Linked DNA regions of Mus musculus: region 2 is linked to region 1. A link is a loop called in an ENCODE intact Hi-C map of the cell type or tissue named here. Cell type or tissue: heart. All regions are shown on one strand. Links, peaks and the distances in the headings refer to the core of each region. The heading gives the core; the rest is flanking DNA.

What was found. A loop is a pair of places that touch in the nucleus more often than their neighbours do. Peaks named below come from ENCODE experiments on the same cell type or tissue, not always from the same donor. Only the 100,000 strongest peaks of a DNase experiment are listed, where the experiment ranks them.
Region 2: a loop joins it to region 1, with 5 times the contacts of the local background. A loop is called at or near these places in 1 of 42 quality-filtered maps.

Annotation. Positions count from the first base shown.
Region 1 is chr17:45,429,639-45,437,249 of GRCm38, forward strand. It overlaps Cdc5l (cell division cycle 5-like (S. pombe)), which reads right to left and starts at 4,069. Exons shown (of 16, transcript NM_152810.2): 1 at 3,753-4,069. The coding sequence starts at 3,797. It overlaps B230354K17Rik (RIKEN cDNA B230354K17 gene), which reads left to right and starts at 4,193. Exons shown (of 3, transcript NR_130961.1): 1 at 4,193-4,589; 2 at 6,445-6,586. In heart, for the core only: a CTCF peak has its summit at 4,230; a DNase peak (open chromatin) is centred at 4,073; H3K4me3 peaks cover 3,522 bases; H3K27ac peaks cover 1,972 bases.
Region 2 is chr17:45,502,858-45,510,468 of GRCm38, forward strand. Aars2 (alanyl-tRNA synthetase 2, mitochondrial) reads left to right here and starts at 3,984. Exons shown (of 22, transcript NM_198608.2): 1 at 3,984-4,224; 2 at 4,662-4,853; 3 at 5,624-5,769; 4 at 6,008-6,175; 5 at 6,539-6,683. The coding sequence starts at 3,997. In heart, for the core only: a CTCF peak has its summit at 3,926; DNase peaks (open chromatin) are centred at 4,114 and 4,234; H3K4me3 peaks cover 1,240 bases; H3K27ac peaks cover 1,141 bases.

The sequences.
Region 1 (7,611 bases), core at 1,372-6,371:
ATAACCCCATTAAGAAATGGGGTACATAGCTAAACAAAGAATTCTCAAGTGAGGAATACCGAAGGGCTGAGAAGCACCTGAAAAAATGTTCAACATCCTTAATCATCAGGGAAATGCAAATCAAAACAACCTTGAGATTCCACCTCACACCAGTCAGAATGGCTAAGATCAAAAATTCAGGTGACAGCAGATGCTGGCGAGGATGTGGAGAAAGAGGAACACTCCTCCATTGCTGGTGGGATTGCAAGCTTGTACAACCACTCTGGAAATCAGTCTGGCGATTCCTTAGAAAATTGGACATAGTACTACCAGAAGATCCAGCAATACCTCTCCTGGGCATATGTTCCAATTGGTAAGAAGGACACATGCTCCACTATGTTCATAGCAGCCTTATTTATAATAGCCAGAAGCTAGAAAGAACCCAGATGTCCCTCAACAGAGGAATGGGTACAAAAAATGTGGTACATTTACACAATGGAGTACTCCTCAGCTATTAAAAACAATGAATTTATGAAATTCTTGGGCAAATGGATGGATCCTTAGTGAGGTAACCCACTCACAAAAGAACTCACATGATATGCACTCACTGATAAGTGGATATTAGCCCAGAAACTTAGAATACTCAAGATACAAGGTGCAAAACAGAAGAAAATCAAAAAGAACGAAGACCAAAGTGTGGATACTTCATTCCTCCTTAGAATAGGGAACAAAACACCCATGGAAGGTGTTACAGAGACAAAGTTTGGAGCTAAGACGAAAGGATGGACTATCCAGAGACTACCCAACCCAGGGATTCATCCCATAATCAGCCACCAAACCCAGACACTATTGCACATGCCAGCAAGATTTTGCTGTAAAGACCCTGATATAGCTGTGTCGGGTGAGGCTATGCCAGTGTCTGGCAAATACAGAAGTGGATGTTCACAGTCATCTATAGGATGGAACACAGGGCCCTTGCTGGTGTGTCACCCAACTTCCCTATTTTCTTCTGTATAAAAAGTTTGATGCTCGATTTGACAAATTACATTCAGATTCTACACAACGTCTCCTGTGTGCATCTGTCTGTCATTCCATACGACGCTTTGCCCACCCGAGACTGGAGACCCGTTCCACACAGACAAAGGGGCCCAGAGGGTCTGCGGCAATGGCCTAGTTGGCCATCATTGGGAAGAGAGACCCAGTTTGGTCTTGCAAACTTTATATGCCCCAGTACAGGGGAATGCCAGGGCCAAGAAATGGGAGTGGGTGGGTAGGGGAGCAGGGTGGGAGGGAGGGTATAGGGAACTTTTGGGATAGCATTTGAAATGTAAATAAAGAAAATATGTAATAAAAAAAGGATTTATTTATTTATTTATTTATTTTACGTATATGAATACACTGTAGCTGTAGATGGTTGTGAGCCATCATATGGTTGCTGGGAACTGAACTCAGGACCTCTGCTCACTCAGGCCCCTACTCGCTACTGCCCAAAGATTTATTTATTATTAAACATAAGTATACTGTAGCTGTCTTCAGACACACCAGAAGAGGACATCAGATCTCATTACAGGTGGTTTTGAGCCATCATGTGGTTGGCTGAGATATTAACTCAGGACCTTCAGAAGAACAGTCAGTGCTCTTAACTGCTGGCTCACCAGCCACAGAAAAAAAAAAAAAAAAAAAAAAAACAGAAAAAAAGGACATCTTACCTGGCCCTCAACAAACTGGAGGTGGAAAAAGTCAATGTTAAAAACACTACTTTATGACAGACAAAATTATTCACTGGCATGTACCTGCCATTCTCCTCACAAAGTTCACATACATTTATATATTTTCTCAAAACAAGAACAAAAAATTTCCTGACTATCTACCTTGAAGCAGGTCTTCTATACTTCTGGAGAGAGAATCAAAGAAGAAACTTGAGACTCTGGTTCAACACAGTTCCTCTCTGGCAGGCATCCTACTCACAACAGCCCAGGATCCACAGCTCCTCTACCTCATCAGTCAGCGCCCTGTCTACCTACTCCAATCTCTAAAAACCATTTCACCAGAGTACCCAAAGTATAGCCCAATCCCCAGACATCCTGCCACGCGAGCTCACAGACCTAAGAGTCATAGATGAATGCACTTGAGCACTTTACTTTTAGGCTTTTTCTACAATGAACTTGAATTGCCTGTCTTCTACATAAAACCCTCCACTCCATCTTCTCTCCCACTGCTAACTGGTAGCATACCCACCTAGCATACTTTAAGTCCTGGATTAGATTCCCATAAGACTTTACACATGACAGTACACACCTCTTATGCCAGAACAGGAGAGGTAGAAGCAGGAGGATCAGATGTTAAGGGTCACTCTCATCTACATAGCAAGTTCAAAGTCAATCTAAGCTACATAAGACCCTATCTCAGACAGACAGACATCGACACACAGACACACACACACACTCTGCTGGGTTTTGGCCATTATAGAGGAATCCTGATGTTACTTGATTTTGTGACTCTGCTTCTTCCTCAGAAGCCAACTCTTCTAGTTTAAATTGTCTTAGTGCATGCAAGTCCCTTTTCAGTGCCTCCATTTGTAACTTTGGTAAAGTTTTTCAAAACTTCAACGCATCTTCAACCAAATACATACAACAGGTACCTATCCTACAAGATTCATTCCCAAACATCACCAAGAAACCTGCTTCATACTAGAATGCCAAAGCCTGGTCCTACTATACTGCTGTCTGATGAAGACAACAGCAACTCATTTTTTTTACTGAAAGCCTACTAATGTACCCAGCTGCGTTCACAATGTTCCAAACTGGCAACTCGTTTCAAGAGCTTAAATACAATTATTTATTTGTCTTATAAAAATGAGTAATCTGAGGCTCTCAGAAGTAACTCAGCCGGAGCCACACAAAAGTGCTTGTGAAAACAAAGCTGTAGTAAATGAAAAATAGGTGCCACCAAACCACTAAACAACTAACTCTCAACGGGACGACCAACGAATGGGCCAGGAGGACTCTAAGAAGTGTTCTCAGCTAAGTTTGGAGCATGTTCAGAAAGATGCCAAAGCAATAAGGAGCTATCTCAAGAACGCACAAGACAGACGGAAAGGTGCTCATACATTCGGCGCACTCGATTAAATGCACGTTAACTTAATTTCTATTTTACTTCCTTCCTTCTGCTGTTCCGCTCACCGTGACATAATCTACAACATTTCTGGACGCAAACACCACCGTAGGTAAGTTTGTCCTAACTGGCTTCTATCCCGGCAAGGGTGGCGTGACTGGAAAGGTAAGAGAAAGGACCCAGGTCCTAAGATAAGCAGAGAGGTGCAGACGTAAACGGGCAGCCTGTCCGGCTGTAAAGAAGTCACGGAAAAAACAAAGTTGCAGCCACAACGGCTTCTAACAGAGCGAAGCGCTGTGCACGAGCTGAGATCGAAAGGAGCTGGAGAAACACCAGGCTCCGGGGGAGGTCCGGTCGGCGGCCACCGGGCTGCAGAAGACACCGAGGGGGCGCGTCCCTAACTGATCAAATAAGTGATCAAGGGCCTAGCAAATGCCAAGCGAGGAGCGCCGGGCGACAAGTCGCGACCTCGCCCCCGGGGTGAGCCAGGTGACCCGAGCCCGCACCCATGCACCGCGAGGGTCCCCGGGGTCCGCGCAGTCGCCGCCCCGCACCGCAGACCCCCGCGGGACAGCCACGGCTCCCGGAGCTTCCCCGCGCGTGCGCACACGCTACCAGAGCCGGCGGAGGGCTGCGGACGGCGGGAAAAGCTGCCTCACCTCCGTGTTCCTCCACACTCCCCCTTTGATCATAATCCGGGGCATCTTAGCGGCAGAGTGTCCCGGCAAGGGAGCCGAGGAGAGCTTCGAGAAAGTAGTAACGGCGCTCCGGGCACGGGACGCAAAAGGCCACTTCCTCCCAAGAGCGACCTTCTGCTTTGAAGAGCTCTGCGCAGGCGCGGCGTGGGCAGCCCCGGGAAATCTCGCGAGATCTTAGCGGCCGAAGGCAAAAGACGCGGGCGGCCAGGCTGCAACCTTAAGACTGATGGAGACTAATCAAACCGCAGGTGCCAAGGCGCCCGACGTGTCGCGCGCAGGTCCGAGACTAGGGTGAAGGAAAACAAAACTCTCGCGAGATGCCAGAGTTGGAACTTGACCGGGAACGCAGTGAAGGGATTGGTCCTGACGTCACGCGGAGGGCAGTGCCGGGGGTGGGGAATAAATGTGAGGGGTGTGGCGTTCCTCAGCACGCTTGGTCCCCAGGGAGCGCTGTTTGTTTGTTTGTTTGCTTGTTTGTTTGTCTGTTTGTTTAACGGAGCGCTGCGCTGGGCATCCCGGCGACCGACGAGGACTTCGCTGAGTCCTCGGGGAGATGCAAACGAGTCCGTTCTCTTTCTAGGAGCTCCAACTCGCAGCGCCAAGCGCCGAGGATGCCGGACGGACTCAAGATCCTAACTCTAACCTGAGGGACTGAGCGACTGCTCGCCCCAAAGTGTTCGCTCTCCTTCCTGGAAGAGCCACAAGGGGTTCGAGGCGACGCCCTAGGGACCCTTGGGAAGCGTCACGTCAGCCGCTTTCCCTCATCCCTCGCTGTTGGGTGTCTGTGGAACAAACTCGGTGAGTTGCGGGAGTCTCGCCCCTGGAATCCGGGGTCGTCCTCTGAAGAGTGGAACAAACAACTTGTTCATCAAATCAGAGGGCGGCTGCGAGTCCACAAAGTCTCGGTGAAGTGGAAATTGTCAGACTCTCTGCCATCTCCTCTCTCTTTTCCCACGCAGATTTCTCCACTATTCCAGAGCAATTAATTACTTGGTGTCACCCCAGGTCCCTAGGGAAAGATTTTATTCCGTGCATAGCGGCTCTGGTTTGTTGTCACTGTTCATGCTTCCGTTTGCCCCTTCTAGAAGACATGACGGATTTTCCGATTCGATTTTTGTTACGATTTTTTTCCTTGAAATAGGAAATTGTATCAAAATATCACTGCTTTCAGTTGAGAGGGAGGTAGTGTAGTGTTATGAAGAACACTTGGGTTTAGTGACCTACAATCTCATTTCACTCCTGTCATCTGACAGGATGACAGGTTAACAAGCCATTTTCTGCCTCTGGTACTCTTTGCAATGCTCTCTTGTAAAGATGTGTAACCATTACCTCCTGCCAACATCACTTAGTTGTATGGTTTTTATCCCACACACCCAGGTCACACACCATTTGGTTGACCAGATCAAAGCAAATCTGAACACTCCTCTCTGGGGATCTTAACGCTAGGATCCAAAAGAGGTCAGTGTTTCTGCTAGCTGATAAGCCTCTAACCTACCAATTGTGTGGCACCTAACAATTGTATTTTGAACTACATGGTCCCTGGATCTAGAACATTCCCAAGTCGTAACTACTTCCATATCCCCCTTTTGGATTTAGTCATTGAAGTTAGCTTTCCATTATTTGTAATCGAGAGGCCTAATAAATCCACAGTTGAACCAGTCCTCTTTCACATAGGCTATTCCAAAGGATCATGACAGTGACTTCTTCCACTCAACATTCTGTCATCTTTATGCTAACTTTAAAAAAGGTATCTCTTCCTTAAAACATGTTAATGTCACCTGCTAGAAAATTGTTACAAAGGATTGGTATTTTGACAACAGAACATACTTCATCAACCTATTGAGATCTATCCTTGTCTGTGGTGTGGATTCAAGTCAGATGCTCCAATATTGCCCCTTTTATTATGTGAATTAGTCCTCCAAGTGCCATGTAGGCCCCTCTCTGCACAGCAGCCCTGGCAACTGTCTTTGAACATAGGTGGTGTGTCCTTAGGATGCAGTATCTGAGATTAGCGCCCCATATCCAGAAACAAAGAGATAGGTTCCACATCTTCCTCACTCAGCCAACATACATTTTCCCAAATGTCCCTCAGAAAGTCAGTTGCATGGGAAACTCTATAAATACATGTTTCATGATTACTTCACTTCAAACAAACAAAAAAAGACCCCACATTTCCCATCCTCTACTTTACCAAAATGAAAGCCAATAAGAACTTGTAAAATGAGGAAGTCTCTTTTTCCCTGTTGTGAGTTGAAATACATCTCCAAGTGGATACATTCCCATCCTAACTCTTGGTACCTATACATGTGAACTCATTTGGAAATATTGTGGAGTCTTCACAGATGTGATTGGGTTAAGATGAGACCATACTAGTGTGAACTCTCCAGCCAGCTATCTAAGGAAAGTGGTGTGTACTTTTAATTCTGAGCCATTCACCACAGTTCCTCTTACTGCGCTGATCATGCCTGGATTCCTGTATATCTGACTGATCCGTGGCGTGGGGATCTGCTTTAAAACAAGTTAGTTATGCTCCAGAATACACATATACAAAAGGATTCATTGGAATGATTTTGGAGCTGTCATAGTTGTCACACACAGTTACACTATTCAAAATAAACACTTGAAAATGATGTTTGATAACTCCCTTCTATAGTTTTCAGGACTGTGATGACTATTCTTCGTTGTCAACTTGACTATATCTGGAATCACCTACAACCCAGAAATGGAGAAGAGCACACCTGTGAGAGATTGTCTGCTTAAAGTGGATGAATCCACTTCTAGTCCAGACCTTTGAGGTAGGAAGACACACATTTTTAATCTCAATCTCGAGGTGGGAAGACACAAGTCTTTAATCCAAATCTTAAGAGATGTCTTTTGTGAACATATGAGCCATACTTTCAGCTGGATGTCTGTATAAGGACGTAAAAGAAGGAAGCTTTTACTCTTTGTCTATCTGCTCTTGCCTTGCTAGCACATCCATTCCCTCACTGGTATTACAACCTACTTCTGGATTGCAGCATATACTGAAGACCACCTGAGACATGCAGCCTTGTGGGACTGAGCAACCACTAGATTTTTAGACTTTTTATTGTTGGATTAGCTGGACTACAGAGGAAGGAGAGAGAGATTGATTCCATAAGTTCTGTGACTCTAAAGAACCCTGACTAATACAGATTTTGGTACCAGAAGTGGTTCTAGAGAAGCAGAAGTATAAGGATGAATCTTTTAAGTATCTGGAATAGGCATTTCAATTCGCCGGCACCTTCAGCTACTGAAGTCTCTCCAGTCACCCCCTCTCCTGGGAGCTTGGAGAGTACTGAAGGCCCATGGTATGAACTGTATTACAAACTTAAAGAGATAAATGAATTTGATTATCCTGGCTCACCAATTGTGAGCGACAATGGATTAGGTGACCCTGTATATGAAACTTTTGACAGTTTGGGGGAAAATAAGGAAAATGATGCTGCTGGTTGGTTGCTTTTAGCATCTCTGGATAAACTGATAAAGGATAGGAATGAGCTCCGGGATAAAATTAACCAACTGCAGAATATGGTGAAGGACAACAAAGAACTTAATGATAAAATTGACCATCTTCAGATGCTCATAAACAATCTAAAGGTTTCTAAGTGTGCCCTGGAAAAGAATCTTCTCTCCAGCAGCCACAAAGCTCAGTTTATGGAAAACCAAACTGAAGCTCTCATTATTCGGTTAGCCGAGTTACAGGGAAAATTCAAGTCCCAGCCTCGGAAAGTGTCAGCAGGTAAAGTAAGAGCATTAATTGGTAAAGAATGGGATCCTATAACTTGGGATGGAGATGTGT
Region 2 (7,611 bases), core at 1,123-6,122, 73 kb after region 1:
TCTAAGATCCATGATACATGGTCCCCAGGTTCAGTTTCAAACAGCCCAGGACAAGCAGCGGAGGTGCCTATTTATTCAGAGTGGACCTGGCCTCCGGGCTCTCCCGGCATCCCTCAATTCTTACCTGTTACCAAGTATAGCTGGCATATCCTGCCCTCCACCCTGAACTCACCAGCCCAGGGGCTGGGCTGTCCATCCCACAGATGTTCCTCCCTACAGAATGCAGACATTTTGGTTAGCTGCCTCTTCTGTACCTTTGGCCTCCTGGCTGCTGTACTTGGTTCCCCTCGCTCCCTTCCCCTCCCCATCTCCCCACATGGTTGAGGGTCAGGACCACTTCCCAGATGTGTCTGCCTCTGGCTGTGCTCTCCCCCACATATCTACAATAAACGTTCTCCTCCATCATACCTAGAAGCAGTCATGGCCTTTCCTTCCCTTTTTATTTCTCTCTCTCTCTCTCTCTCTCTCTCTCTCTCTCTCTCTCTCTCTCTCTCTCTCTCTCTCTGTCTCTCTCTCTCTCTCTCTCCCATGAATGAATCTTCAAAACATTAAATGAAAGAGGCCAGCTGCAGGGGCTGAGAGATGGCTCAGCAATTAGGAATGTGTGTTAAATCTGAGTACTGAGAAGAGAAAGACCAGTTCCACAATGATCCGATTAAAGCAAGCTTTATTGAATACTGGCCAGGAAGGTGGACGCTGGCTGTTTCTGTATCTGGGATTCCCAAAGAAACAGAGCCAAATCAGATCAGTCAGATGCCTCTAAAGGTAGGAACCCACAGCCTTTGGTACTTCCTGCTTTTGTCCAATCAGGGCTAAGCACACATCCTGATGTGCTTCCTGCCTAGGCTGCTCCCTGACTACATGGAATTAAGCACGACCTTGCAGTTGTGGCAACCAGTCTTGTTTAATGAAGTAAAAACTGTGACTTGTTATCTCACATGAACAACAGACAGGCCCCAGCATTTCAGGAAGCTATCTGTCCTTGGGCAAGTGTGGCTTCCAGGTTAACTTTAGCCCTTACATGTGCTTTTTCAGGAAGACCAGAATTCTGTTGCCAGCGCCCACATCAGGTGGCTCGAGACTGCCTGTACCTCCTCCAGCTCCAGGGGATTCAACACCTCTGACCTCACCAGGCACCTGAACAAATTCTCTGTCTCTCTCTGCCTCTGTCTCTCTCTGCCTCTGTCTCTCCTCTCTCTCTGCCTCTCCCTACATGTGTGTGTGTGTGTGTGTGCCCATAATTTTTAAAATAATAAAGAAGCCATTCACAAAAGACCACATACAATTGAAGCTATTGGTGGAAATGTCCACAATAGGCAAATCTATATAAAAACAAAAAACTGATTAATGGTTTCCTGAGGCTAGGAAGGACCAAAGGACTGGGGAATAAGGATCAAAGAACGCAAGATTGTTTTCTAAGGTAGTCCCAGTGTGCTGGGGGGTGATTTTAGAAATGGCGGTGAATATGCTAAAAGCTTTGTCCACTTCCTGTGGGTGTGCTTTTCTTGTGTATGTGATGGATGTACAGGCACAAGTGTGGGGTGTGAGGACACCCTAGGGTGCTGGTCCTCGCCTCCCACCTCTGAAACATGGTAATTTGCTGGCCATCACTACAATTCGCTGCAATCACCACCCTGGTTGGCCCACGTGCTTCCTTCTTTCTGGAAACACCTCCTGCCTCACTGTAGGAACATTGAAAAGGTGAACAGGCCTGCCTGGGGATTTGAACTCGAATCTTCACAGTTGTATGAGGAGCCCTTTGCCCACTCCACTGACACTCTAGTCTTGTCTTATTTCAATAAAACGACATTTTGCTGCTTCTTGAAAGAGGCTAGTTCTCCCAGGCTGGCCTCAAGCTCTCTCTCTAGCTCAGGATGACCTTGAACTTGCTCCCATCCTCCCGCATCTTCATCTGGAGTGCTGGGGTTACAGGTGCTCGTCACAACGTCCAGCTTATGTAGTTCTGGTGGATGAACGCAGGGCCTCACAGATGCTAGGCAAAGCCCAACTGTTAGCTCTCCAATCCAGGACAGAGAACTAACTAAGGTGCCTATTTAATGGATCAAAGTTCTCCCAGCATCCCTTAGTCCCTATCTGTTACAGGATATGGCCAGCATATCCTGCCCCCTGCCCCCTATCCTAAACTTCTCCAGCCCAGGGGCTGGGCTACCCTTCCCCCAACTACCCTTCCCTATATAACCCAGCCATTTCTGTACCCAGTCCTTTTGCTTCTTCTTCTCCTTCTCCTTCTCCTCCTCCTCCTCCTCCTCCTCCTCCTCCTTCTTCTTCTTCTTCCTGACAGGGTCTCTGAGTAGGCCTGGCTGTCTTGCACTCTGTAGTTCAGGCTGCCTTCAAATTCACAGAGAGCCACCTGCCTCTCCTTCCCAAGTGCTGGGCGTAAGTGTGAAAGCCACTATGTGCTGCTTTTGAGTTAGTCTAAAGTACAGATTCGCTACTATAACACAAGGGCAGAGGATCTCCTTCTCCTCTAGCTGGGAAAACGGGCTCATCGCAGTTAGTTAAAGAATTTCAGTGTTTTCTCAAGGTCACCAATCTCAAAAATCCCCATCTGGCTTCAGGTTTCTGTTCCAAACACCCTGGAGGAAACCAAAAGAGGCAGAACAACACCTTTAACCTACATGGAAAAGAGAAGGCAGAGGATCACGGGATAGATATACAGGCTTGTCAGAATTCACTATTGCTATAGAAACTCAAGTCCAAAATAGACTATGTATTCCCCGAAAAGAAGCTGTGCTTCAAAAGTTCAAAAGACCCAAATAACACACAAAGACTGGTGGCCAAAAGAGCCCCCTGGGTGGCCAAGGCTGTCCTTCTGACCACAAAGACCTCAGTTCTGTAACCTCTAGTGCAGTGGCTCTCAACCTTCCTAATGCTTCAACCCTTTAAAACAGTTCCTCATGTTGTGATGGCCCCTAACCATAGAATTATTTCATTGCTACTTCATAACTGTAATTTTGCTATTGTTACAAATCGTAATGTAAATGAATGATATGCAACCCTATGTGGTTGCAACCCACAGGGTGAGAACCACTGCTCTGTTGGGTCTTAAACTTGGCAAATCCCTTTCTCTTCCTAGATCTGCTAACTTTCCCAGACTAAAGGTCAAGCAAGGTCATCATGAGAAGTCCTTGAGCTGTCTAGCTGCACCCACAAGGTCTGTTACCATAGAAAGGAAGTCAAGGGGACTGGGCCTGCCAGGACAGGTATCTCTTTTCTCTCAGCAAAATTCAAAGCCTCAGGGCCCTGGGAGGCTCATGGAAAGCCATCGCCACAGCTCTCAGCCAACAGCTTTGTCCTGACCTGTCGACCTGGATTCTCTCATCCCCAAGCAAATTAAAAGACCAAATGTCATTAAGCAATTAATAATGGAGCAGATGCAGTCTGGCTTCTGTGTCTCCACCAGACTCCTGCTCCAAAGAACCTGCTTCAGTCCCTAAGGACAAAGTGGCTCTGCAAACCGAGGGCAGAAGAGGACCTGGCAAGGTCTTAGAGCAGTGCCTGGCACTTACGCAGGGTTCTTGACCACCTCTTGAATACTCACGATCCCTTGGCACTCTTCAGCCTGGATCAGCACAAACCACACGGTCCACGCACCGAATTGCACCCACACCTGTTCCTTTGCAACTCCACAAAATCAATAGCACAACAACCATTACTGCCAGAATACAGATTTTGGAAGCAGAGGCATTGTGTTAATATTGCTACTAACGTTCAAAATACAGCCTAGCATGTAATGATCTTTTTATAATTATCTGTTCAATCCTGGATGAATTAAGGGCCTACTCTATGCAAAGTTACGGTATGCTGAGCCGCTCGCCAGGGGAAGAAGTCCCCTTCTTGGGGAAACACTTTCACTAGAAGCTGAGACTTGCCCCCCCCCCAAGTCTTCCACCCGCCAGGGGCCGCTGTAGGAAACACTAGGCGTCCTTTCGAACGTCACTCTTTGACCCCGCGAAGCCGTTGCCCGGAGCTAAGATGGCGGTGGCGTTGGCTGCCGCAGCCGGTAAGCTGCGGCGAGCCATTGGGAGGTCGTGCCCATGGCAGCCTTTCTCAACCGAGCCCGGTCCACCCCACGGAGCGGCCGTGCGGGACGCCTTCCTGAGCTTCTTCCGAGATCGCCACGGCCACCGGCTCGTGCCCTCCGCTACCGTGAGGCCGCGCGGCGACCCCAGCCTGCTTTTCGTCAATGCAGGCATGAACCAGGTAGGGGCGGGGCCACACCGATCGGGGGCGGAGCTCGGGAGTCAGCCTGAGAAAAGCGCTTCAGGATTGGACCAAAAAAGTGAGGGGCGGAACTCTGAGTGGAAGAGAGGCTGGGTAAAATGGGGTGGGGGCCTGGTTAGGTCTTGGGGAATTAGCTTGGAAACTTGTGGGGAGAAATTAAGTTTATTATCTCTGGATAGCAGCTGTGAAGTCCTGAGGGGCAGGCTCTGAGTGGAAGACTATTTAAATAAATAAAATTCATCCATTGAGTAGACATTTATTGCACTCCTGCTAGGTGCTTGGTAATATTCTTGAAGCTTTGATTCTGTCCAACCACTTCCCTTATCTGTAAATTTTACTACTTTTTACTAGGCAGAGTCTCTTGTTTAAGTTCATTTACCTCTTCTCTACCCTTCCTGACTTTTATGTGCTTCTAGTTCAAGCCCATCTTCCTGGGCACAGTGGATCCACGAAGTGAGATGGCAGGCTTCCGACGTGTAGTTAATAGCCAGAAGTGTGTCAGGGCTGGAGGACGCCATAACGACCTGGAGGATGTGGGGCGTGATCTCTCTCATCATACGTTTTTCGAGATGCTTGGCAACTGGGCTTTCGGGGGTGAATATTTTAAGGTGAGTTTCCAGGGAGCTCTAGAGTTAAAGTCTTTGAACCCTGAGTGCTGGATGTTGTGACCAAGAGCTAAACACAGTGTGTTATAGGGGAGACAGAAAGATGACTGGGTTGGTAAAGTGCTTGTGGATTCCCCAGAACTCGAATTTAAAGTGCGGGCTAACGGTGTGTGCCTATGATGCTGGAATGGCCAGATGGGAGATGGAAACAGATCCCTGAAGAAGTTCACAGACAAGCTAGTCTGGCCAACATCAAAGTCCCAAGCTAATGAGAGACCCTGTTTTAAACAAAAATTAGCTCCTAAGTACAGTCACCCATAGTTGTCCTTTGACTTTCACAAGCACATGTCCACATGTTACAGGTGTGTACACCACACATACACGGGCACGGGCACACACATACACACACGACATCCAATAGGAAAGAATATGCCTCACTTCGCTGATTGAAGGAAGGGGTTGTCTCCTGCTTAATGGCTATTTAAAAGTTAGCTGAGCAGATAGCCAGGCAGCTGTATTGAGATTGTCATTGGACATGAAGTCCCCAGGTCAGGGTGTGTGGGTTGAGAGGCTTAAGGAGAAGATAGAATTCATCTGGGTCTGGAAAGAAGGTAGGCTTGTAAGAATGGGGACAGGAAAAACTCAAGGCAGAAATGGACATGGCTTGATCTGAAACTAGGGTGGGTAGTGGGAATGGTTTTTGTCTTGGCCTCATGATCTTGGGTGGCCCCAATGTCACATCTCTCCACCCCCCGTGGTGGTTTTGCCTACAGGAGGAAGCTTGTAGCATGGCCTGGGAACTTCTGACTCAAGTCTACGGGATCCCTGAGGACAGGTTGTGGGTCTCCTACTTCAGTGGTGACTCCCAGACAGGACTGGACCCAGACCTGGAGACCAGAGACATCTGGCTAAGCTTGGGGTAAGTCAGGCCCCTTCTTCTGTCCCTCACTGGCAATGGGAAGAGTGGAAAGCAGACAGTCAGTACAAACCCTCATGAGTTCGGTATGTGCCAGCGTCCTGTATGTCACTCAGCCCTAGGACCCTTCTTCCTGAGCTGGACTTGGGTGAGAGGTTGTCATAGCAGGAGGCAGGGAGGGAGAGGTTGCCAGCTTCTGAACATGCCAGTCTCCCACCACTTATATGGCTCTCTCCCCCAGAGTGCCTGCCAGCCGTGTGCTCTCCTTCGGACCACAAGAGAACTTCTGGGAGATGGGAGACACTGGGCCTTGTGGGCCTTGTACTGAGATCCACTATGACCTGGCTGGGGGCGTGGGAAGCCCCCAGCTGGTAGAGCTTTGGAATCTGGTCTTCATGCAACACTACAGGTAATGGTGGCCATGGCTACCATTAGTTGTTGGCTTAATTTAAATGTTTTTTAAAAAGAAAAACTGATCTAATTTTCGTCCTTGTCCATGACAGCCTGGACTAGTTAGTTACTGATGCTCTCTGGCCTCCTGTCATACAGTGGAGTTAAGCTTGGGGATTCCTATGGTTTTCTTCTAGCGTATCTTGCTTGGCAGGTCTCTCTAAAGACAAAGACTCTGTCTTAGCGGGCATGTCTAGGTCCATCTGCCCTCAGGTCCCTGCTACTCTCACGCCGTGGGTTATCAGGTTTCTGCTGAACTCGAGCACCTGCCTCAGACCTGCCAGACTCAGTTGGCCTCACCTTTCGCACTTTTCCTGGCCAGAGAGGCAGATGGAAGCCTGCAGCTGCTGCCGCAGCGACATGTAGACACAGGAATGGGCCTGGAAAGGCTGGTGGCCGTCCTGCAAGGCAAACGTTCCACCTACGACACCGACCTCTTCTCTCCACTGCTCGACGCCATACACCAGGTAAGCTCCCTTCTGCCTCAACTCCATTGTTTTGTTAGTTTTCCAGGTGTGTGTGTGTGTCCGGTATTGGCATTATAAGCATATGCCACTGTGCCAGCAATTGTACGTGGGTTGCAGAGGTCAACGTTGGGTCCTGGTGCTTATGAGGTAAACACTCTACTAGCCGAGCCATCTCCCCAGCCCCTCCTCCCCTGGTATTGTTGAAAACTTAAGAGTATTCCCAACATGTGGTAGACGGTACAGACCAAGGACCCCAGGGTATCAAGTATACTGCTGCCTGATGCCCCTCACTCTTCCCCACATCCATTCAAAATGTGCATGTGTCCCTTATGAAAGGTTCTGGGCTTGGGGCTTAAGTGGACACTGAGGCAGATCGTCTATTTGGGTAAAAGAGTTATTAAAAGATTTATTAACTTCACAGTCAGGAGCATGGCAGGACTCTGAAGAGAGTTCAGACCCCAACACCATTCTCCAAGGCTGAGTGAAGGTCCTTTCTTTTTTTTCTTTTCTTTTTTTTTTTTTTTTTAAAGATTCATTTATTTATTATATGTAAGTACACTGTAGCTGTCTTCAGACACTCCAGAAGAGGGCATCAGATTTCGTTACGGATGGTTGTGAGCCACCATGTGGTTGCTGGGATTTGAACTCAGGACTTTGGAAGAGCAGTCAGCACTCTTAACCACTGAGCCATCTCACCAGCCCGTGAGGGTCCTTTCTTAAGAGGTCTTAGAGGAAGGCAAAGGCCTTCATCCCACATAGTTGATAAGTAGTCCACAGCATAGTCCTGTATCCCAGAGGAGGAATATGCTTGTCAGAGAATGTCGGGACATGATGAAAAAGGCACATCTGCTTGAATGCATCCACTGTACTGTTAGCCCTCTAGTGTCCTGAGCCTGTGGACCGACTCGGGGAATTAAGAGTAACAGCT